Regions from separate parts of the Mus musculus genome. Here region 2 is linked to region 1. A link is a loop called in an ENCODE intact Hi-C map of the cell type or tissue named here. Cell type or tissue: left cerebral cortex. All regions are shown on one strand. Links, peaks and the distances in the headings refer to the core of each region. The heading gives the core; the rest is flanking DNA.

Region 1 (16,466 bases), core at 5,089-13,088:
AAAAAATGTGGATTTCTCGCTCTCTCTCTCTGCACCCCTGGCCCTTCGCTCACTCTCCTCTCTTCTCTCTTCCCTAGAGCTGGATGGAAAGCCCTCTGTGATGGTTTCTATATGCTTAGCCCAAGGAGTGGCACTATTAGAAGGTGAGATCCTGTTGGCATAGGTGTGTCACTCTGGGAGTGGGCTTTAAGACCCTCATCCTAGCTGCTTGGAAGCCAGTATTCTGCTAGCAGTCTTCAGATAAAGATATAGAACTCTCAGTTCCACCAGCTCCATGCCTGCCTGGATGCTGCCATGTTCCCACCTTGATGATAATGGACTGAACCTCTGGACCTGGATGCCAGCCCTAATTAAATGTTGTCCTTATAAGGACCAAGCGTTGTCTTGGTCATGGTTTCTGTTCACAGCAGTAAAACTCTAACTCAGACACCGTTCTTTGGTGGCTTTCAGGGACTTGCCCCATGCTTCAGACTGGAAATTGCATCACCTTCCTGGTTCGGAAACTTTTGGCCTTGGTCTGAGCCATTTCAGCCTGCAGGTAGCCTGTGGTAGGATGTCTCTATCTATCCATGCAGAGCCTCTTGGTTCTACTTCTCTGGAGAATCCTGGATAGCAGAAATGACAACTTTGGTGTTGTTGTTGTTTTTTTGTTTTTTGTTTTTTTCTTGCTTTTTAAAAGATGTTATCTATTTTCATTCTGTTTGTATGAGTGTTTGCCTATATGTCTGCATGTGAGAGACTAGGAGTGAGAGAGGCTCTCGGGGAGTGTCAGGGGCCTGTCAGGAGCCGGGCTAGATAATAAGGATGGCAAGCTTCTAAAATGGCTAGCTTCTTCCTCCCCTTCCTGACTTGAGACAATAGCCTGGCAGCTTCACACAAAGGCCTTGTAGGATTTCGGTTCCTTGCCAGCAGGCCCCCTACTGACAGACTTCCTCAACAAATTGGAAGCTGGATCAAGACCTGTTCTACAACAGTTGCTGGCCAATTTACCATCGCTATCTTCCCTTCAAACTGACCAGCTCTAAATTAGGGGAGGAAAACGTTTGGAAGACTTAAAAAACCTCAGTCCTTGAGAAAAGGATAGCGTTTTCAGCTTTCTGAGCTCCCCTCCCCACCACCCTGCTTTACAGAGGGTCTTCTTTTCTGTGTGTTTGCTACATGCATGTCCTTCTTTACCCTCGATAATATTTTTCTTCATCTACGGATTCTGTCTGCTGCTGTCTGCGGTGTTTAATTCCCCACTGCTACCTGCTGCAGTTGAGATTTGTCCTGCCTTTTAATTCCTTAACTGGCAGAAAGAAACAAACCTAATCAAGATCCCTAGATTGTATCATGTGGATGGGCACTAGGGAGGGAGGGAGGGAGGGAGGGAGGGAGGGAGGGAGGGAGGGAGGGACAGAGGGAGAGAGAGAGAGAGAGACTAAAGGAATGATTCTGGGCTCTAGGCTCTATGTGGGCCTTCAGCCATTAGATGGCAGCTAATTAGAAGCTTATGAGCTTATGAGGTGGCTCACTGGGGGAAGGGGCTTGCTGCCAAGCTTGATGATCTGAGTTTGGGTCTCCGGGATCCACGTGGTGGTGAAAGACCCACAACATGAGGACTCCCCCACGTTCTGACTCAGGTGAGGCGACACCCCAAATCACTCGCGAGAAACGGTCTTGCTGCAAACTGCAAGAGGACTTTTAAAATACCAAAAATACCAGTTAAGAATCACAAGGAAGTGCAAAGTCACAAGAGTCACAAGGAATACCTGACAACTATCACTGACAAATTCTGTCCTAACATCAGTCCAAGTCCACAGTCAGAGACAAGGGGTTGACACTGTCTGTCCCATAAAAAAAAAAAAAAAAAAAAAGAAACAAAACAAAGACACAAGACACTAAAACGTCTAAACACACGAGTCCGCATCTGGACTTATCAAGCCAAACGTGACCTCCGAGGGGGTGAGGTTTTATGTCCACCCACTTTCTGATGGGAGTCATTCCACATCGACGCCCCCTTCACCCGTGGAACAACTTCCAGGGTTGCAGCCTGTGGGCCTTAGGACATCTCCCTCCCTCAGCCACTAGGTCCTTACAGTCCACAGTGGCAGCTGCCAGATAACCAGTCTCAAACACTTAGACAACAGACAACATACAAGACTCACACTAACATTACCTCCAAGGGGTCTTCAAGGTTCCTGGGTGTCACGCAAATCTCGGTGGAACCTCCAAATGAAAGAACATAGTGGGGAAACCCCAACTCGTATCCCGTATCCCGAGTCAGCGTGCACCCAAAGACCCTCTTGGTGCAAACACATGAGGTAGTTTAATGCTGGAGCTCCAGGCCAACATGTATCTCACACAGGAGACAGCGGTTGTCGGCCACAAGGCTCAAAAGCTAGGGGTTTTTATAGAAAAGGGGCTGAGGCTGGGGGAGGAATTGATGCAGTTTCACATGATTGGTTCATTTAAACATCAGCAAACTGTACATGCAGATCGAGGTAACAGCAGAGCATCTGGTTAACATTTAACCTACATCAGAAGGGCAGGAGATAGTGAGGCGCTGGGCCAGTCGGGACATGTCTCTGCATTCTCTTTATCTTTATGGCCAAGCAGCCTCAGGAATGTCTTAACGACGGGCCTGCCCAGGCATGTCCTGTCCTGTTCTGCTGTGTTCTCGGCCCCAGGTTTCAAAGCTCACAAACAACTCTTTGGGCTATTTGACATAAATTACATGAATCACAGGTTTCAAGTTTTATTTTCTTTCGGTGGAAGGAGAGTACTGACTCCCAAAAGTTGTCCTCCGACTTCCACACATGCGCTTTGGCACTCACATATGAAGAAAAAGATATATTCATATGCATAAAATTAAGATAAATATTTTCTAAAAAAAAAAAGCCTAATAAAGTGTTACATACAGTTAATGCCAACAAGAAGCAGCAGTAGACAATATCCATGAGGCTGGCCAGAACTACTTAGTAAGACCAAATAAAAAACTCACTGTCTCTAAATTTTAAAATAAATAAATAATAAAGTAAAAATGGAGAAGCAAATAGGATACATAGGTAAGTAGGTGGTAGGTAGATAAATACTGCTGTAAATTTTGTGTATGGTTTTCTAGAATTCGAATGAATAGATTTATGTATCTCACACCTCTATCGAGATAGAGAGCTGAGATTGGAGTTGAAGTTCAAAGGTAGAACTTGCCTAACATGTTTGATCCCCAGCCCTGCAAAAATAATAATGAATAAATGATACTCATTATTAATAATATTAACATGTATAATAACAAGATTGAAATCTTCCCATATGCTATTAGCCATTTGTATCTCTTCTTTATGATAAACTCATATAAATGACCACTGCTTCTTTTCCTTTCTTGAGACAGGGTTTCTCTATGTAGCCCTAGCTGTCCTGGAATTCACTCTGTAGACCAGGCTGGCCTTGAACTCACAGAGATCTGCTTGATTCTGCATCTGGGTACTGGGACTAAAAGTGTGTGCCACCACAGCCAAACTATGGGCACTGCTTTGTCTAGAATTTGTGTTCCTTGTTCCTGGCCTGTAGGCTCTAGCATCTGAGTACTTGTTCCCCGGCTGGTGGTTCTATTTAAAGAAGTCTGTATGTAGCCTTCCTGGAGGAAGAACATCTCTGGGAATGGCTTTGAGACAAAGCATCATTCCTTGTTCACTATCTCTACTTGTGGTTAAGGATCTAAGATCTCATCTCTCTGGGCTGGAGAGATGGCTTAGTGGTTAAGAGCACTTGACTGCTCTTCAAGAGGTCCTGGGTTCAATTCCCAGCAACCACATGGTGGCACACAACCATCTGTAATGGGATCTGATGCCCACTTCTGGTGTGTGTGAAGAGAGCAATGGTGTACTCATATACATAAAATAAATAAGATCTCATCTCAACTCTCTGCTTACCGCCCAGCCACCATTTCTGCCGCCACCTGCTGCTGTGCTGTCCCTGCCATTACAGGCCCCAAGCCTCTGGAACTGTAAAACCAAATAAATTCTTTCTTCTTTAAGTCGCCTTGGTCATGGTGTTTTATTATAGTAATAGAAAAGTAACCAGTACAAAAGTTGGCAACAGGGAACAGGCTATTGCCGTGAGGAAACTGATAATGGTGGATTTTGGAGAGATGTAAAAGGCTTTGGAAATTTGTGCTTGGAAAGTGGTTAAATGTTATAAGCAGGGCTTAATGAGCCATTATGAGCTTGGAAGACAGACAGTGGTGAGGAGAGGAGCCACATTGCCTGTGGAGAACCAGCTTGAGAGATTTCAGAGGAGAACAATAGTAGCAACTGGGCTAAAATACTTAATGTGTGGCTCAAAGATTAAAGGAGCACTAGGAAGTGTAACGGAGCTGAATCCTGTGTTCAAGGATATTAAATGGAATTAAGGAAGTGGTGACCTCTGGGTAAGATCCCACTCAGCTAAGCTTATTGTTTATGTGTTAGAAGCTGAACAAGGGATAGCCATATCAAGTTAGGCATTGTGTGACCTGGTTATTGTTTCCATCTGGACATAAGGAGTTATGATTGTGTCTTCAGTTGACAAGGGATGGATTGTGGTGTCTATTCTCTTTGGTTGACAATTTGACTCTATCTGGAATAAACTACAATCCAGTATGGAATGCACACCTATGATCCAGATCTTGAGGCATAGTAACCATGCTTATAAAAAACTTATGAAAAGGAATTAAAGAAAAGCTTAGCTCTAAGCATAATGTTACATACCTTTAATCCCAGAAGACAGAGGCAAGCAGATCTCTGAGTTCAAGGCCAGCCTGGTACTGAGCAAGTTTAAGGACAACCAAGCTTAGGGGGCTGGAGAGATGAAGAACACTGACTGCTCTTCTGAAGGTCCTGAGTTCAAATCCCAGCAACCACATGGTGGCTCACTACCATCCGTCATGAGATCAGATGTTCTCTTCTGGTGCATCTGAAGATAGCTACAGTGTACTTAGATAAATCTTTTAAAAAAAAAAAAAAAAAAAAAAAAAGGACAGCCAAGCTTAGGCAATGAAGGAGTTGGAAAACAGAAAGCTGGTGATAATATAATAGAATGAGAGGCATGTTTCAGCCCCAGCACACACACACACACACACACACACACACACTGAGAATATAGCTCAGTTAGTAGACCCCTTGTCCACCATGTTTAGAGTCCTACTTTGATCCCAGTCAGTGCTACCACATCTGGTAGCATAAATATACCTCAGGAGGTAGAGGCGGGATCAGAAGTTTAAAGTTATCCTTAACTACTGTCTTAGGGTTTCACTGCTGTGAAGAAACACCGTGACCAAGGCAACTCTTATAAAGAAAAACGTTTAATTTTACAGTTTCAGAGGCTCAGTTCATTATCAAGGCAGTGTGTACCAGACGGCTTCAGACACATGGCTCTGGTTTTAGAGTCAAGAATAGAAGGGGTCAGCCGAGCGTGGTGGTGGCGCACGCCTTTAATTCCAGCACTCAGGAGGCAGAGGCAGGCGGATTTCTGAATTCAAGGCTAGCCTGGTCTACAGAGTGAGTTCCAGGACAGCCAGGCTTATACAGAGAAACTCTGCCTTGAAAAACCAAAGAAGGGGTCCCTGGGACAGTTGATGCTGGAACTATGAAATTAGTGGTGATTAAGAAAAGACCAGGGGGCTGGTGAGATAGCTCAGTAGGTAAGAGCACCTGACTGCTCTTCCGAAGGTCCGAAGTTCAAATCTCAGCAACCACATGGTGGCTCACAACCACCCGTAATGAAATCTGATGCCCTCTTCCGGTGCCTCTGAAGACAGCTACAGTGTACTTACATGTAATAAATAAATAAATAAACAAACAAATAAAAGTGTTTGTGCACCACCACTCTCTGGCTGATATTGTTAAAAAAAAAAAAGGAAAGAAAGAAAAGAAAAGAAAAGAAAAGAAAAGAAAAGAAAAGAAAAGAAAAGAAAAGAAAAGAAAAGAAAAGAAAAGACCAGCATGACTGAGGTGAAATCTTGAAATCTTCTGGGAAGTATTTTCTGAGAGCACAAAGAAGCTGTGTTCCAGAGATACATTGTTCTAGCAACTGAACTTGGTAATATATGTAAGAGTCACCCAGGTGGACTGGTTTTGAAGGCCATCACCATGAAGAGGTCATGGAGAGCAGTTGAAGCTTGGCACTGTGAGAGACCAGAAAGGACCATTGGTGAAGGTGCAATCTCAGTGGCAGTTGAAGGTCCAGGACTGAAGGGGTCATGCAAAGAAGTTGAGGCTTGGCATCATGAATAAAGCCTATGAGAGACTATGGGTGAAAGTACAGCCTACTTGTAGCAGAGGACCTTAGCATATTAGAGATGCCAGTACCATGGGATGATCACTAAGAACTGCAGCAACAGTGGAGTGGAGTCAGCCAGAGCCTAGAGTGCTGCAGAGAAGTGGCCCAAGCACTTTGGAGGAGCCCAGGAGATCATGTTTGGGTCCCAGGCACTGGAACAAGAACCTGTAAAGTTGAAGTTACCTTGGAGACCCCAAGATGTAAGAGATGCCAGAGCCATGTGATATCTGCTGAGGAAAGTGGCTAACAGGGAGTAGAACCAGCCCAAGAGAAAGAATTGTGTTGCAGTCAACAGTGCTGGAAGGAGTTGGACATCAGACATGGAGATACAGAGCTTAGAGTTTGCCCAGCTCGTTTCTGGTCTTGCTTTGGTCCAGTATTTCCTCACTATAACATTTTGGAATGGTAATATATATCCTGTAATACTGAATATATGTGATCTGTTTTTTTATTTTTATTTTATAGAGAATTTCAGTTAAGAGATTGCATGAATCTCAGTAAAGACTTTGAACTTTGGACTTTTAAACATTGTTGAAACAGTGAAAGTCTAGGAGGACTTTTGAAATTGGACTAAATGCATTTTGAATCGTGTTATGGCTACAAGCCTATAAGAGCCAGGGAGTGGAATGTGGTGGTTTGAATAGGTTTGCCCCCCCCCCCTGCCATAGATTCATGTGTTTGAAGGCTTGGCCCATAGAGAGTGGCATTATTAGAAGGTGTGGCTTTGTTGGGATAGATGTGGCCTTGTCGGAGGAAGTGTGTCTCTGTGGAGGTAGGCTTTATGATCTCATATATACACTCAAGATATACTCAGTGTGGGATCAGAGCCGTCTCCTGGCTGCCTGTGGAAGTCACACTCAGTGTGGGATCAGAGCCTTGTCCTGGCTGCCTATGGAAGATACACTCAGTGTGGAATCAGAGCCGTCTCCTGGCTGCCTGTGGAAGACAGACCCCTTCTGCTGCCTGCAGATCAAGATGTAGAACTCTCAGCTCCTCCAGTGCTATGTCTGCCTACACACTGCCTTGATAATGAACTGAGCCTCTGAAACTGTACAATTAAATGTTTTTCTTTATAAGAGTTGTCTTGGTCATGGTGTTTCTTCACAGCAGTGAAACCCTAAGACAGTAGTTAAGGATAACTTTAAACTTCTGATCCCGCCTCTACCTCCTGAGGTATATTTATGCTACCAGATGTGGTAGCACTGACTGGGATCAAACTAGGACTCTAAACATGGTGGGCAAGGGTCTACTAACTGAGCTATATTCTCAGTGTGTGTGTGTGTGTGTGTGTGTGTGTGTGTGTGTGTGTGTGTGTTTAATTTAGACTAAATAGTGAGGCCTTGAATTCACTAACCAGTAGCCAAGGCTGGCCTCAAATTTAAGAATTAGATTCCAGGTATGAGCAACCACAGCTAGCCCTGTTCAGTTAAAAGAACAAGCAAACAACAACAATAACAACAAACCTGAGACAGGATCTTATGTAGCCCAGGCTGGCCTCAGACTTATAATATGGCAAGAGTGACCTTGGGCTGCTTGAATCTCCTGCCTCTATCTCCCAAGAGGTAGGATTACAGGGGTGAGTCGCTAAGAAAGGCTTCTTTCAAGCAATTTTGAAGTTGAATCCCTTTAAATGGCACTTTCTCTCTCACCAGACCCCACCACTGCCCACTAAATGCACCCTTACATTGTCAATTTTCCCAGAGGCATCTCCCTCTGTGACAAGGAAGGCCCATGAGTAACTTTTTATGGTGCCAGAATCCAGTTCCTGTTAGTGATGTTGGGGGAGTAGCCCCTCTATCACTATCATTGTACAACTGTGGGTGCCCAAGCTCCCAATCACAGATTGCTTGGCTAAACCCTACCTGGCTTTCAGACGTGGAACTAAAGGGCAGCTCTCCTGTTCACCTTTATCATCACTGTGATGTCCCATTTCCAAGATACCATCACCTTCCCTCAACTGGAATTCAGTTCTGCCCGGGAATGCCCAATGAATTCTGTGTGGTTTTGAGGGGAAACAGATAGCTTTTATACAAGGTTACAAGGATCTCAATCCACCTAGGCTGTGGAACCAGGCTAAGCAAAGACCAGACCTGAGAAAGGGCGAAAGTCCACCATCTAGTGGCCCTTGCTGGTATAGCAACAGATAAATGGACACATTTCATATTGGCTTTTCTGTGATCATGAACAAAAATTAAAACTCAGAGAATAGTCTAATACCTAGAGACCACACCATACCAGAGACAGCAAACAAAGGAATAGAACGAAGCACAGTAGCATAAGCTTGTGATCTCAGAACTAGGGAGGCAGTTTCAAGACAGCCAGGACTATGTGGAAAGAACCTGTCTTTAAAAACAAACAGACAAAACTATTTCTATTTATTTTCCTCATATATATATGTATGGGAGGGAGTGGCTTGAGTCCATTACACCATGCATATAGAAGTCAGAGGCCAACTTGTAGGAGTCCTTTCTCCTGCTACCATGTGTACCCTGAAGACTGAGCTTAGGCCATCAGACTTGGCAGCAAGTGCCTTTACCCCCTAAGCCATGTCATGGGCCCATTCCTGTCTCAACTGATCTGATAACTAATTGTTCAAAGGTATACCAGCAACAAGATCAATAGTATGACAATGTATCTGTCAATTACATTGGATTTTGTAATACATTGTAATTGTATTTAATTACAATGGATAAATGAAATAAAGGATACCAACATTTATAGAAAGATACAAGTCCCCGTTGATTCATGGGCAGGTGATTACAGCAGTCAAAGACCAAAATGACTGAGTCTTGACTTCCAAATTTAAAGATATTGAATCTATATAGTTGTCTTAGTTAGGGTTTCATTGCTGTGAAGAGATACTATGACCAAGGCAACTCTTATAAAGAAAAACATTTCACTGGAGCTGGCTTAAGGACTTCAGAGGTTCAGTCCATTATCGTTATCGTCATAGCAAGAAGTGCGGCAGCCTGCAGGCAGACATGGTGCTGGAGAAGGAGCTGACAGTTCTACATCTTGATCCAAAGGCAGGAGGAGACTGTGTGCCACACTGAGTGTAGCTTGAGCAAGGAGACCTCAAAGCCCACCCCGCAGTGACACACTTCCTCCAGCAAGGGCACATCTCCTAATAATGCCACTCCCTATGGCCTATGGGGGCCAATTACATTCAAACTACCACAATAGGGATGACTTTCTCCTTTGGAAATAGAGGGGGAAATGTCTGAAAGGTAGGGGAAGGGAGATCTGAGGAGGAACTGTGTGGCTAGACAAATGGAGAAGTGTCCCGGGATACAGAAGTGTTGAACAGAAGGGGCAACCTGGAGATTCACATGAGGGTCTCAGAGGAGAGACTCTTCCTAGTGAAGCTGGAAGAGGCAGAGGGTGCAGGGAGCACCCCAGTACCCCTAGAACAAGAAAGGAAGAATTCTCAGTCAGCTAGGGCCAGTGTAGGCCAGGGTCCAGCCAGCTATCTCCTGTAGAAAAGGAGCTACAGGATAATCAGGCCAGTGACAACTGTGACAACACATTCAGATAGAAGCTGCCATGGAGACCAGGCTAGCCTTGAACTCATAGACATCGGCCTGCCTTTGCTTACTAAGTGCTGGGATTGAAGGTGTGCTGGTTGAAGAGACACTTGGTCTCTTGAAGCATCTTCTATGATGACAAGACTGACCTAATCAGTCCCACCAGGTAAGAAGCTTTACAGTGTGTTGCTTGCCGTGCCAGTCCAAGCCTACCGTTACCAGCTCGGACTAAAGAGACACCTACATCATCACACTTTTCTTGTTCTGCAAAGAGGCCTGATTGAGTGCTTATATATTCCTTAGATTTTTTTTTAGACGAAGGAAAAGCAAAGAGGAATCATAAATAAGTGCCCGAGTGTAACTGAAAAGTTACTTTTATTGGGGGTTTCTCATGGCCAGATTCTCTTTTGTTGATTTCTTTGTCAGGGTCTCACACAGCATAGTCTTGACTCTAACTTGTTATATAGCTAAGATGACCTAGAACTTTTGGCCTTCCTGTCTCCATTTCCCAAGTGCTGCAGTCTGGTTTACCCGGTACTGGGGACTGAACCCAGGGCCCTGCGTGTGTGAGACAAGCACTCTACCAAGACACACACACACACACACACACACACACACACACACACACACACACACGGTTTTACATCCCCTTCCCATCCCCAAAACAAAGAAACAAAATAAATATAGGCTAGGGAGAGCACTACCTGATGAATGGAAGCCAAGGTCTCGCAGCTCTTCAGAGCCTAACCCAAGAAAGCTACTCTCATTTGCCTTACATGCCTGGCCCGTGAGGTACTACCCTCTCTTGAGTTTTCCAAAGGAAATAAGGGAGATGCCTCTGACTCTCTTCCTCCAAGGACGAGAGGATCACCTGCTAGGTCCCTTTCATCTCTGGGTGTACTCTACAACATTGGGCTAAATTTAAAATGTGAAAAGTAAAAAGAAAAGGTTTGAAAGAAGGAGAAAGGCAGAGGACAAAATTATTTTATGGAGACAAAATTAATCCAGATTTTGATACTGCCAGAAGCTGGGCTCCCTGAGCTTCTGTGGCCTTGAGCTCCCAGGGCAGGTTTTAGAAGGAACCAGAATCCCGACATCGGTAGTGTCCTGCCTACGTGGTAGCCGTTAGACTCTGGTTTCAGTTTTAAACATGTGTGGCTTGAAAGGGGACTTTCCCCCTGGAACAGGAAATGCTGATGACAGACAGAGCCTTGACCAGGGACCAAACTTGTCAGAAAACATCTACATCTGGTAAGCTATAGTGACCAAGCTGATGGAGTAGCCACACAGCTGCCAGTAGTTAGCCAGGCTAGCCCTAAGCAGGTGACCCAGAAGTCTGAGATTCGGGACCTTTTCAGAAGCAAGCCCTGAATTTGTGAAACCTCAAAGCCTCTCTTCTTTTGTAAGAAGTGTAGCAAATGAAAGCTAACACTATGATAAGCAGCTGTTACAGACAGTAGACTCATGCTATGTCGACCTAAGGAATGAAGTGCCAAGACTGCCTTTGGGCAAAGGATAACTGAGGCAGGACATGGTGGGACACAACTGTAACCCCAGCCCTCAAGAGGCTGAGGCAGGAAGCCTGGACTACAAAGAAACACTCTTTCTTAAAGTAGGGGATGGGGGGGAGGAAAGGCAGAGCATATCACAGTACAGTGCTCTGTCCTGTGATCCAAGCAGTAAAAAGTGAAGAAAAGCCACCAATGAAACAGACACCAAACCACAAGAGTAAAGCCATGAGGTTACGGCACCCGCCCTAGAGACCAGAGCAGTGATCCCTAAACCAGCTTCACATTCAGTTAATTTCTTGGTGGTGACCACTTCTGAATTTTAAAAGCCCAAGACCGAAAAAGTAGGCTGTTCCTATAATGCCAGCCCTTAGGAGGAAGAGACGGCAGGATCAGGAGTTCAAGGCTATATAGTAAACTACGAGGGGGGTTAGGGGTGGGTGAGGGAAGGAGGGAGGGGTAGAGGGACAGGGACAGGGACAAAGACAGACAGAGTTTTTGATCTGGCATACCTTTCCCCCAAATAATCCAAACCTAGAGAAAGTAGAGAATGAGTTTGGGACCAGAGAATGTGATAGGGATTAAACCCACAGCCCCATGCTAATCTACTATGCTCTCTATACATACATTGTATTCGCACGAGAAAAAGTTTCCTCTTTTTTTCCTATAGTATAATATGACACAGCTGCCTTGTGTTTCCCCCCTACCAGTATGTGTTACAGGGTGTTCCAGATCAGTTCAAGAGTTTCGCCGGGCGTGGTGGCGCACGCCTTTAATCCCAGCACTCGGGAGGCAGAGGCAGGCGGATTTCTGAGTTCGAGGCCAGCCTGGTCTACAAAGAGTTTCCTCCCCGATCTCATTTCTCCACAGCATTCTGTCGAATGGCGCCTTTACCATTGTGCAGACCACGGGGCTTCTTTCTGCGCTCAGAAAGTTACCAGCGCTGCTGCAGTAATAAACTCTGGGAAATCTGACTTTGCACAAGAGAAGTGTAGTCCCTAGGAGGGAAAAAAAATGAGAACAAAAGAATTAAGGAGAAATGGTGACATATCTTTGTTGATTGCTGCCAAATCGTCCATTGCTGCCAAATCCCTATGGTCCATGCCGATCCCGCTGCCCCACCTGTAGCGCCCCAGCTGCAAATGGATCCATCCTGACCCCCGATCTGGAAAGCTACTTTTCAAAGGCCCCCATGTTGGCTACCTAAGTGGGCACAACTCTGGAGAAAGAGACCCTTCCTCCAGCCAAAGCTCATTTGCTATTGGACGCTATCCAACTGACAAAGTGCCTCCATCAGAATGGCCTGACAGCAGAGATTTAAGGCATTTTCTCTTTTTTTAATTTTTAAAAAATATTTATTTATTTATTATATGTGAGTCCACTGTAGCTGTCTTCAGAAACACCAGAAGAGTCAGATCTCATTATGGATGGTTGAGAGCCACCACATGGTTGCTGGGATTTGAACTCAGGACCTTAACCACTGACCCACCTCTCCAACCCGATTTAAGGCATTTTCCTGATTAATGGTTGATGAGAATGTCTCAGTCTACGGCTGCTGGTGTCATCCCCGGGCAGGTGCTTGTATAAAAAGCAGGCCAGCCAAGTGGTGGTGGTGCACGCCTTTAATCCCAGAACTTGGGAGGCAGAGGCAGGCAGATTTCTGAGTTCAAGTCCAGCCTGGTCTACAAAGTGTTCCAGGACAGCCAAGGCTACACAGAGAAACCCTGTCTAGAAAAACAAACAAACAAAAAGCAGGCTGAGCAAGCTACAGGAGCATGCCCATGCCATAGGCAGCCCTCCACCACGGCCCTCCACCATGGCCTTCACTTCTGTTCCTGCCCCCAGGTTTCTTCCCTGCTTGAGTTCCTGCCTCGGCTTCTCCCTGTCAGACTTACTGTAATCAGGCCATGGAAGGCACAAACCCTCTCCCCTCCTAGTTTCCTTAGGCCATGGTGTTTGTCACAGCAATAGAAGGCAGAGTAAGACATGGGGCCGGGAACATGGCTTAGCCAGCAGGGTGTCAAGGTCCTCTCCTGGTGGCGCATCTTTAACCCCAGCATTCAGGAAACAGAGGCAGGCAGAGTTTGAGGCCAGCCTGGTCTACATAGAGAATTCCAGGACAGACAGAACTACAGGAGAACGTGTCTCAAAAATAAAAAAAAACGGGGCTGGTGAGATGGCTCAGTGGTTAAGAGCACTGACTGTTCTTCCAAAGGTCCTGAGTTCAAATCCCAGCAACCACATGGTGGCTCACAACCATCCGTAACAAAAATCTGATGCCCTCTTCTGGAGTGTCTGAAGATAGCTACAGCGTACACACATATAATAAATAAATTAATTGATTTTTTAAAATAAATAAATAAACAAACAAGCAAACACACAAAGAAAATAAATAAAAGTTTGGGACTGGTAGGATGTCTCAGTAAGTATTGATACTTTCTAAAATAAAAGTTAGATGAGAGAACAAATCAGATTGGGTGTCTATGGGCAATGTGTGAGCTCAGCACTGGGAGGAGGCAGAGACAGGAGGCTCCCTGGTGCTCACTGACTGGCCAGTCCAACCAAAACCGTGCGCTCTGTAGCTAATGTAGCTCTGTAGCTATCTCAAAAAATAATGTGGAGAGGCATTGAGGAAGATACCGAAAATTGACCTCTGGCCTCCATAAATACACACACAGTTCCAGCCCGTTTCTTCTTTCACATCTCCTCAGCGTCTCTCTCAGCATCGTTCCAGAATCTCACTCGAGAATCTCTCTCCAAGTCCCCACCTCTCATCTCCTTTTATTCATTATTTCCCAGAATCCTCTCTTCCAATTAGTGTCCCGCCTCCTATTTCCTGCCTCAGCTCATTGGCCATCAGCGTTTTTATTCACAGGTGATGCTTATAAAAGATTCTCTCTACATAAAATTTTAAAATAAAGTTTGAATTTTACGAGCTGGAGAGATGGCTCAGCGGTTATTTGCCCACTGCTCTTCCAGAGGTTCTGAGTTCAATTTCCAGCAACCATGTGGTGGCTCCCAGCCATCAGTAATGGAATCTGATGCCCTCTTCTGGTGTCTGAAGAGAGCAATGGTGTACTCATATACAGAAAGTAAATAAATAAAAAATTTTTTAAAGTTTGAATTTTGTGAAAGAAAGAAGGGAAGGGAGAAGGGAAGCAAGCAGCTGGGTCTCTAGGTTCCACCGTGTGAGACCTCAGACGAGTAATCTGCAGCTGTCCCTGGACACGGCAACCTCTCCATACTGGCTTTTATTTTTGTTTCTACCCTGAATTTCCCAAGAAAGATTACTTACTAGCTATCTAAAACAAAACAGGCCTGTGCTTTTGAAAGATCCTGAGAGAGAAGAGTTAAAAATTATATAAGCCCCTAGACTTGTGTCCAAAATAGACCCCACTAATGGCAGGGAGTAAAAGTTTAATTTGCCCCATTGTTCCAGGTTGTACTAACCACAAAGTAGAAGTTTAACTTACTCCACTGTTTTAGGAAATGTTCATACAGAATACTCCAACCGTTCCTGGAACCCGTTGTGCTTGCCAAATGCCATAGCCCATGCCAGGTGTTTGCGGTTTCTGCCTTTATAAGCCCCTTACCCTTTGAGCTGGGGGCCAACTTCTCTAGCCCTGCGGGGGATACGAGTTGTCCCCAGTGCACTGGCCTTTCCCGATTAAACCTCTTGCTGTTTGCATCAAGACTGGTCTCTCATGAGTTCTTGGGCGTTGAGTCATCCGGGGGCTTGAGTGAAGGTCCCTCCTGGTTTGGGAGACTTTCACTCTGAAGGCTTTCAAAGCATCCTGACTCAGCCACAGGCATGATAGCTCCTTGTGCCTAATGGAGACCTTTACCACAAGATACAGCTCCTGTCTCAATCCTGCAGGAAGGCTCAGTGGGGCGATATTGTCAAGTAACATGGAGCATTTCCCCTGGGGGCTGCAGTGTGGCAGGTACTATGCCAGTAATGGCTGATTTCAGAGAGCTCACACACACACAAACACACACACTCATATTCCAGGAAATGCCTGTGACTTGTCTCTCAGCTCTACCTTGAAGCCTTCCTTCTTCCTCCTAGACCTTCTGCAGGTCTCTGAGCTCAGAGATCATTTGGGAGTTGTTATGGTTTGTATATGCTTGGCCCAGGGAGTGGCACTATTAGGAGGTGTGGCCCTGTTGGAGTAAGTGTGTCACTTCGGACGTGGGCTTAAGACCTTCACCCTAGCTGCCTGGAAGTGAGTATTCTGCTAGCAGCCTTCAGATGAAGATGTAGAATTCTCAGCTCTACCTACACAATGCCTGCCTGGATGTTGCCATGCTCCTGCCTTGATGATGATGGACTGAACCTCTGAACCTGTAAGTAGCCCCAATAACATATCGACCTTATAAGAGTTGCCTTGGTCATGGTGTCTGCTCACAGCAGTAAAACCATAACTAAAACAGGAGCCAACAAATTTGGTCTTGACCTATTGGCATGACTCGGAAGCAGGCACTGTGGGTAACAGACTTTCTCTTTGGGGTTTGATTTACTCATAGAAGAACCAGGAAGAGCCTTATTGCCAAGTAGAATAAACCCTGGAGAACAGGAAGTAAAACTAGATTACCAAAGAGTGACAGGAGGTCAGACACAGGGTGGACAGGCTGTCACAAGGTGGGGAGAGGAGCTTTAGAGGAAGTGTAAGGAAGCCCAAAGTACCAGAAAAGTATTCTTAGGTGTGAGCAGCATCTGAAAGAAAGACATAAGAGAGAGAGAGAGAAAGAAAAAAAAAGAGTCATACCTTTCTGAGTCAGGGTTCAGAAAGAAAGAGACCCAGCTGCAACTTTATGATAGCTCGTAGGGACTGGTGTGTGCTGTTGTTTTAAAATTACATTTATGGGGGCTGGTGAGATGGCTCAGCAGGCAAGAGTACTGACTGCTCTTCCAAAGGTCCTGAGTTCAAATCCCAGCAACCACATGGTGGCTCACAACTACCCATAGTGAGATCTGAGGCCCTCTTCTGGTATGTCTGAAGTCAGCTACAGTGTACTTATGTATAATAATAAATAAATTTTTAAAAAATAAAAATAAAAATTACATTTATGCTAGGCATAGTGGTACATGCCTTTAATCCCAATATCCAAGGGCAGAGGGGAAGAGGCAGACAGA
Region 2 (8,000 bases), core at 1-8,000, 110 kb before region 1:
GAGCAACAAAATGGCTCATGGATTTAAGGCACTTACTGCCAAACCTGATGACCTGAGTTCAATCCTCAAGACCCACATGACAGAAGGGAACAAATGAGTCCCACAAACTTACCTCTGACCGCCACATGTGCATCAGGGCTGGTGCGCACCCACATGGATCCACACATGCATGCACACACAATAGATAGATAGATAGATAGATAGATAGATAGATAGATAGATAGATAGATAGATAGATAAATGCAACTTAAATTTTTTTAAATGTGTGGAGATATATTTTGTACTGTCACCTATTAGGCTGAACTCCAGTCATTTCCAATTTTATCTTGTTTCAAATGGGCTTTGCTGCCTTATCAGGTACATTAGATTTTCTGGAATGATATAAAAAATTAATTTGCACATATAAAACATCTGTGGAAAAACGTGCACGAACCAAGGGTAGTTTGATGCTTGCTAGGGCAGAAGGGAAGGGGTGTAAGCAGAAATAGAAGAGGGTCCACGCATGCCTCACTTCCTAGCACCTGGCTTTGCTGGGCTCTGCGGCTGTGGTTTTTACAGATTAAAGGTTAATGATAACTTTGCATCCAGGCCATCTCTGGGTCACTATCCAGCAGCCCGGGCTTACTTCATGACTCTGGGTTACACATTGGTCATTCCCTTAGTGTTTTTACATCTGTGCTCAGAGGTAAGCAATGCTGCTACTGTAATGGTTTGGGGTGCTACCAAAGAGCACACCCAATGGAGCAGTGCCCTTACATTGTAATAGCAAATAATTAAAAAGAAACTGCCACTAGAGAGACAGCCCCATTGTCAAGGGCACTGGATACTCTTGCTGAGGATCCAGGTTCTGTTCCCAGCACGCACACAGCAGCCCACAACCACCTACAACTCCAGTTCCAGAGGATCCAATGCCTTCTTCTGACCTCCTTGGATACCACATATACACATGGGGTATGTACATACAGGCAGGCAAACACTCATACACATAAAATAAAATATTTTTAAAAGAATGAAATTAAGCCAACTAATGACCCTGCATCGACCTCTAGATGTTCAAATGAGAGGAAGCATCATGAAGTTCTCACTTGGAATGTAAAGCCAAAAGCGATGAAGGTTGACGAAGCCGGGCCTTCTGCACCAAGGAAAGAGCAGAGCCCTGAGAACAAAGCAGGAGCTCCTGAAGAAAACTGTTTGTGTGGCTACTGGGGGCACAGTTTCTTTGTTTAGTTGGGTCTGGGATCTTGATGGGATTTTGTTTGGTTCTGTTTTTGAAGCACAGTGTCTTAGTCAGGGTTTTACTGCTGTTGTAAACTGCCCAATTGTGTGTAACTGCACCAATTTCCCCTATTCCCCCACACACACTCCTTTCCTATATAAACCCCTAACTTTTGAGCCTTAGGGTCGACTTCTCTGTCTCCTGCGTGATATACATATCAGCCCAGAGCTCCGTCATTAAACTGCCTCGTGTGTTTGCATCAAGACAGTCTCGGTCTCTCGTGATTCCTTGGGTGCGCACCACCTCGGGACTTGAGTGGGGGTCTCCCCACTAGGGTCTTTCAATACAAAATAAATAAATTTTTCAAAAAAATTATTTTTAAAAATTGAAAAATACGAATGGCAGTAAAACTCTTCCACTGTGCTAAGTACAGCTATAGAGCCCGCCGAGAAGTGAAAGACTGGCCAGTTAAGAGTACTTGCTGCTCTTGCAAGAGACCTGAGTTTGCTTCTCAGCACACACATTAGTAGCTCACAACTGCCTAGAACTCTGGCTCCAGAGGATCCAACACCCTCTAATGGCTTCTGCATGCACCCACATGCATGACTACATACAAACACACATAAATAAAGATTAAAAACAAGCCTCTTTAAAGAACTTATCTGTATTGTCATACACAGTCCCTAAACATCTCAAGGTCACTGTAAAGATCTACAGCTCTGGAGAGAAAAAGATTTCACTCCAGTGAACAGTGTTCATGGACATGCAAGAGCTCTCACCAAGATGTATGAGGTGAATGTTGTCTCCGTGCTTTCTGGAACGGTATCTCCCGGACAGCCCAGTGGAGCAAAGGGTAATCAATTTTTCTAGTCTCACCACTTAGGGAGCACATATAGGTGCCATAGAATGTCATTCTTCTAGACATCTGGGCAAAAGAAATTGAAAACCTCTGCAAAGGTCTCAGCATCTAGACACCGTTATGAGTATCTGAGATTTGAAAGAAGGAGTTAGGGCTGGCGAGAGAGCTCAGCAGGAAGAGCACCAACTGCTCTTCCAAAGGTCCTGAGTTCAAATCCCAGCAACCACATGGTGGCTCACAACCACCCATAATGAGATCTGATGCCCTCTTCTGGTATATCTGAGGTCAGCTACAGTATACTTATGTATAATAATAAATAAGTCTTTTAAAAAAAGAGGGGGTTAACAGGAAGGTAGAATAAGTTGGTTTCTACCCTCATAGATGACTTTGAGAAGATCCAGACTTCTGTACAGGAAGGAAGTACAGATGCAGCTTTTAAAATCCAGAGAACTGAAGCTAGAATGCCCAGAGAGTGGAGAGAGTGACTGACTTGCTGCCATCTCGTGATGAAACCTGAATTGCTTCCTAGAGCCCAAAGGGTGTGAGCTTTCGAGGTGGAAACTACTTCCAGTGGAGATACTTTGAAGAATGCGGAAGGGGATTAAAATGTCATCCAAGTAACTGGAGAGCTGTCTCGATGGATAATAGCATTTGCTGCTCTTATAAAACCTCTGAATGTCCCTGTAAACATGTCTCTCTCTCACACATACAGAGGGGAGGCACTAATAACAAAATTAATCTTTTTAAATAAAATAAACTATCACACGAACTTACTTGAATGAGAAAGATTTGAGGGAACTGATTCCAATTTTAAAAGATGTTCTGCTGCGGGTGAGATGCTGTGAGCAGTGCTTCAAGCTGCAGAGAAATCTGTTGTAAAAGAAAGAGCCAAGATTTGCATGGAACTGTCGCTTCCACAGCCCCAGCCATGAGCACTCAGCAGCCACCAACACCAGGACCCTGCGCTGGTGAAGACGTCACCACTCAACAGACTCGGATGATCATTAGCAATTTGGGGCAATGATGTTTTGAATTAAGGGATATGCATTTTTAGGCATAATGCTACCTGTTGCTTATGTCACAGACCACCATTTAGTATAAAATAATCCCATGTGCTCTGCTAAACCAGAAGCTTGATGTGACACTGCTTTGCATAAGCCACCTTGTGGCAGCGACCTGAAACTGGACCTGAGATGTCTCCTGGTGTGTTTATGTATAGTCTGATATTGAGAGGATTAATTCTTTTTAAAGCTTGCTGTAGGATGGTCGCACTTATCTGTTAACGTTCAAACATCATTGGGTTGTTTGCTTTAGGTGCTTGAAATAGATGATATATGATTTGTATGCAACGAAGTGTTTGAAAACATAGTCTGAAATCCCACGCATCTATTTAGGAGAATGTCAGAGAACTAGTTTTAGCCTATAGTCATAGATCTGTCTAAAAAAAAAAAAAAAAAACCTCTTCAGCCTTACATAAGTGCTTCAAGGAACATTGCCAGGCTTTACAGTGGAGATTTCTAGGAATATCTGAAATAACTCCATATGCATTTATCACAGCTAAACTGTGGTGCGCATGTGTGTATGCGTGCATGTGAGTGCTTGCCAAGTTCAGAACAGGGTGTTAGATCCCCTGGAACTGAAGCCACAGGTAGTTGTGAACCATCTAACATGGCCACTGGGATCTGAACTCAGGTTCTCTGCAAAACAAGCAAATGTTCTTAACCTCTGAGCCTTCTCCCCATCCCTGTAAAATTAAATCTTTACCGTCGTGGTGCTGATCTTACGCCTCTGTTCAACTTTCCTCATCCTTCCATGCTGGCACCATCTTGGATGCCTTGGACTGAAGTTGTGCATGAGAAAAAAAAATGCCATTAACCATGAAAGTATTTCGAAGTTGAGACGGTGGGTGAGGGTGTTTCGGGTGGGCCTCGCTGTAGCAGACTGACTTGACGTTATTCCTTCACCAGGTCAACTCTGCTCTCTACAATGTCAACTTGAAAGTCTCAGCCTGGCCTCATGTTCAGAGCCGTCCCTTGAGAACTGGGGTTGCCACAGCACTCTGACTTTTGCTAGCTTGCTTTTGTCCTTGCTTTTAAGACAAGGTAGCCTAGGCTGGCTTTGAACTCATGATACCCTTGTCTCAACCTCCAATGATATTATGGGTGTGCACTACCATAGTAACACACTCATCTTTCCCACTCATGTCTACTTCACCATATATGACTATTTGTGTTAAGACAATGTTTGTGGGGGTGTGTACACTTGGGGGGTGCCCATTAACACATGGATGGAGGCCAGCACACAATGCTGGGCACCCTCTTCTATCACTCCTCCTTCCTGGAGATCGGCTCTCTCACTGGCCTAGAGTGTACTGGTTTCAGTTAGGCTTCTGGCCAGCAAGTTCCAACCCTCCCCCTGACTCTGAAAGATGCTCACGGCCACACCCCAGTCATTCCACCAATGCTGAAGATCTGATCTCAAGGCCTCATTCTTGCACAGCAGGTGCCCCTACCCACAAGCCATCTCCCAGCCCAGAGAATGGCTGTTTCTAACAGGCTGTTACAGTTTCTTCCCCCCCCCCCTCCCCCAGACAAGGTGGAAGAGCGTGCATGCTATAGTGGCTGTCTCTGTAAATTGCGGCTCACCACGGTCTCTCTGTCCCCCTGCAGGAGCGCCCTCCCAAGCCAGAAGCCCCCTGGCTGCCCATTCAGATGTGGTTCTCGTGCTGTGATCTAGAAGAGTCATTTCCCATTTTTGAAGGACTTACAAAACATATACTGTTGCGTCCCATTTCCATAAAATTAGGTAAGACGACAAAGAGTACTGTTGATGACGGGGAGGGGTGAACGGGTTCCTGAGTTCTGACTAAAATTCACAAGTTCATCCTTTCTCCAAAATCTATACTTTTCACTTTTAAAAAAATCCTTTTATTTTTAAGAAATCATAGGTGAATCACTTTTACAAAATCTTGAACTGAATGCTTGGCCCATGAATTTTGAATATTTCGTGGCTAGTTTACATCGTTCGTGCGTGTGTGTGTGTGTGTATGTGTGTGTGTGTGTGTGTGTGTGTGTGTGTGTGCGCACGCGCGTGCGCGCGCACACGCCTGTGCACACGTGTGTTATGCATGTTTATATACTATATGGGAAAGTGTACTTGCTTATTTAGAAGCTGGTGTTGGATGTCTACTATCACTACTTCACCTTATTTTTTGAGACAGGGTCTCTCACTGAGCCTAAAGCTAACCATCTCCTTTAGATGGGTTGGTCAGAGAGTCCTTGAGTTCCACCTGCTCTACTGTCTACCACTGGAGTTCCAGGCAAGAGCAAGAACGCCTGGGTGCTATGGATCTGAAAACTGGTCTTCATGCTTGCACAGACGGCAGTGTCCCCTGAGCCACCTCCCTAGCCCCTGTTTCATCAATTTTAAGGCAGCTGTAGCTGTATCCCATGAGCCTTTAAGCTTTTTTAAGGGACGGAACATCCACCAAAAAGTCAGAGGTGCGACTTGACCTCATACACGTACCCATTTATGAACTGCCGCTTCCTGAGAAACAGGACAGTTCCAACAGCTCAGAGTCCCTCCCACCTTTCTATGACACCCTCTCCGCTGGCCACAGGCACCAAAGCTCTGAACTGTAACATTACACTTAATGTGGGCCCTTTCAATTCTAAATGTGCTTTGTAGTTCGAACTCATTTAATATTTGGGGGCCTTATTTTAGGGATCATAACTCAGTTATGTGAAAACTCTCCTTGTGCTTTGCATGAGGCTGATTCTTGGTGACTCTTTAGACATTTCGGCAGCTTTATGCCTGTACTATCAATGGAGAATGTTCTGTGCAGCTCATTTATTGGAGGCAAGATTCTGTACATGATATTCAGCTCAAGCTCCCTCACCCTGCCATGCATCTCGTTGGTGGTTTTATTCCCATCCTGTCGGGTTCTGAGAGAAGCGTGCTGAGGGACACCATGCGATGGGCAATCTCTGTTTATAGTTTTCCATTTTTCTTTTTACTACATCTTGTAAAATTATGCTATTATATGCAAAAAAAATTATTTCCTCCAGTGTAAATTCTTTATTTCTATGTAATATTTCTCTTCACTCTGAATAATACTTTTTTACTTAAAATCTATTTTAAATTGCTTTTATTTCTGTATCTATGTCTATGTATGGGTATACCACACATGTGGGAGTAATTGAGAGAGCCAGAAAAGGGAGTCTGATACCCTGGTCCTGGGATTACAGGTAGGTATGGAGAGAACTAGGGTCTTCCATGCTCTTAACTGCTGAGCCATCTCTCCTGTCCTTTAAAAAAAAAAATCCCTTTTGTAATGTAAGTTTCTCTTGGTAGTTTCCATCTCTATATTTCTATGCTCTTATCTCTAATTCTTAGGTGTTGTTGCTAAGGTCCAGGTATATCTTTACTGGAACATTGTTATTCCGAAGCGTGTATGGCGCTCTTTATCAACAGGCAGGTTTTGGTCTATTCTATTTATTTTTAATATTGATCTATTTCTGTTTTCCAAACTGGAGAGACGTTTTAGCTCCTAGAGGACATTTAGTAATGTTTGGAGATATGTCTTTGCCACACTGGATAGCGCTACAGATGTCAGATTGTCGCTGAGCACCCCATGATGCTCAGAACTCGCCGTGGAGAGGAACCCCCTGAATGGCACCTGGAATAGCAGCATCAGCGAGGAGCTCCCGAGTCCCCCCTTGTGGGGGTTTCCTTTTCCCTCATACTTCTAACATTACTATTTATTTAGCACACCTGGGACGTGTGCTAGTGTGGTGTCTATGTGGAGCAGACTTTCTGGGATCCCAATATACTCATTTGACTTCCAAATAAAGACTGCCAAAAAATTCTATTCAATAAGAGCATCAAATATAAATCACATTTGTGTGTAATACCCCAGTTAAGGAGATAGCTAGAGGCCACAGCAGAACCCCACATGAAATCAGAAGAAGCCCACACATGGACAGCTAGGGATGGGCCTAGGACACAGGACTGGATGAGAGCGAGTGTAGAGAAAGAAGGGAGGGGTTTGGGTCACAGACACAGTAATATCAAGAGCAGCCATTGCTTCTTGATAAAAACGGTAAGATGGTAAAGAATTACCATCCACTGAACTAAAGTGTTAGAAAATTGTTAAAGTTTCTGTGTATAAGCTTTATGCTCTAAAGCTGAGATTAGGTCTTCTACTAATGGTGATACTTAGTATTAATCACACTGTCACTCTTAATCTTCATAAACCCTCTGGATTATATTAACATAAAGCCTTTCATGGTTTTTAAGTAGCATGGATTTTATTAATTGAGAGTAATTATTTAGAATATGCAGGGGCTGGAGAGATGGTTCCGAGCTTGAGTGCTTTCTGATCTTCCAGAGGGCCAAGGGTTCATTTCCCAGTACCCACAGCAGGCAGCTCAGAACCACCCATAACTCAAGCTCCAGAGACCAGAGCCCTCTACTGACGTCCCTGGGCACCCACACACATATGGCATTCACTCACACAGAAACACACTGCTCATAAATAAAAATAAACATGGATGGAAGAGTGGAGGTGGATCCGGGAAGAGTTATGGTGAGGAGTCGTCAGAGATGTTCAAAATATATTGTAGGCATATACAAAGTTACCAAATAATAAATGTGTTACATTAAAATATGAAATAAAAACAAATACATCTTTAAAATAAAACTGTATATGAGAGAAAGAGAGAGAGAGAGAGAGAGAGAGAGAGAGAGAGTGTGTGTGTGTGTATGTTTTTAAGACATGTTTTTTCTCTGTAGCCCTGGCTATCCTGGAACTCAATTTGTATACCAGGCTGCCCTCAACTCATTGAGATCTGCCTGCTTCTGCCTCCACACCCAACTCAACACACAACATTTAAGCATGTGAAAGCACTAGAAAACAGATTGGGT

Evidence for each region. Peaks named below come from ENCODE experiments on the same cell type or tissue, not always from the same donor. Only the 100,000 strongest peaks of a DNase experiment are listed, where the experiment ranks them.
Region 2: it touches region 1 in a loop (2.5-fold over the local background); 2 of 42 quality-filtered maps call a loop at or near these places.

Annotation. Positions count from the first base shown.
Region 1 is chr6:72,932,617-72,949,082 of GRCm38, reverse strand. No RefSeq gene overlaps it. Among named protein-coding and RNA genes, the nearest start is that of Tmsb10, 18 kb to the left of the region's middle. In left cerebral cortex, for the core only: a CTCF peak has its summit at 8,418 (motif pointing left); a DNase peak (open chromatin) is centred at 8,396.
Region 2 is chr6:73,050,537-73,058,536 of GRCm38, reverse strand. It overlaps Dnah6 (dynein, axonemal, heavy chain 6), which reads left to right. Exons shown (of 77, transcript NM_001164669.1): 62 at 4,745-4,880. Among named protein-coding and RNA genes, the nearest start is that of Gm20560, 43 kb to the right of the region's middle. In left cerebral cortex, for the core only: a CTCF peak has its summit at 3,231; DNase peaks (open chromatin) are centred at 2,977, 3,274, 3,552, 7,562 and 1 more place; H3K27ac peaks cover 259 bases.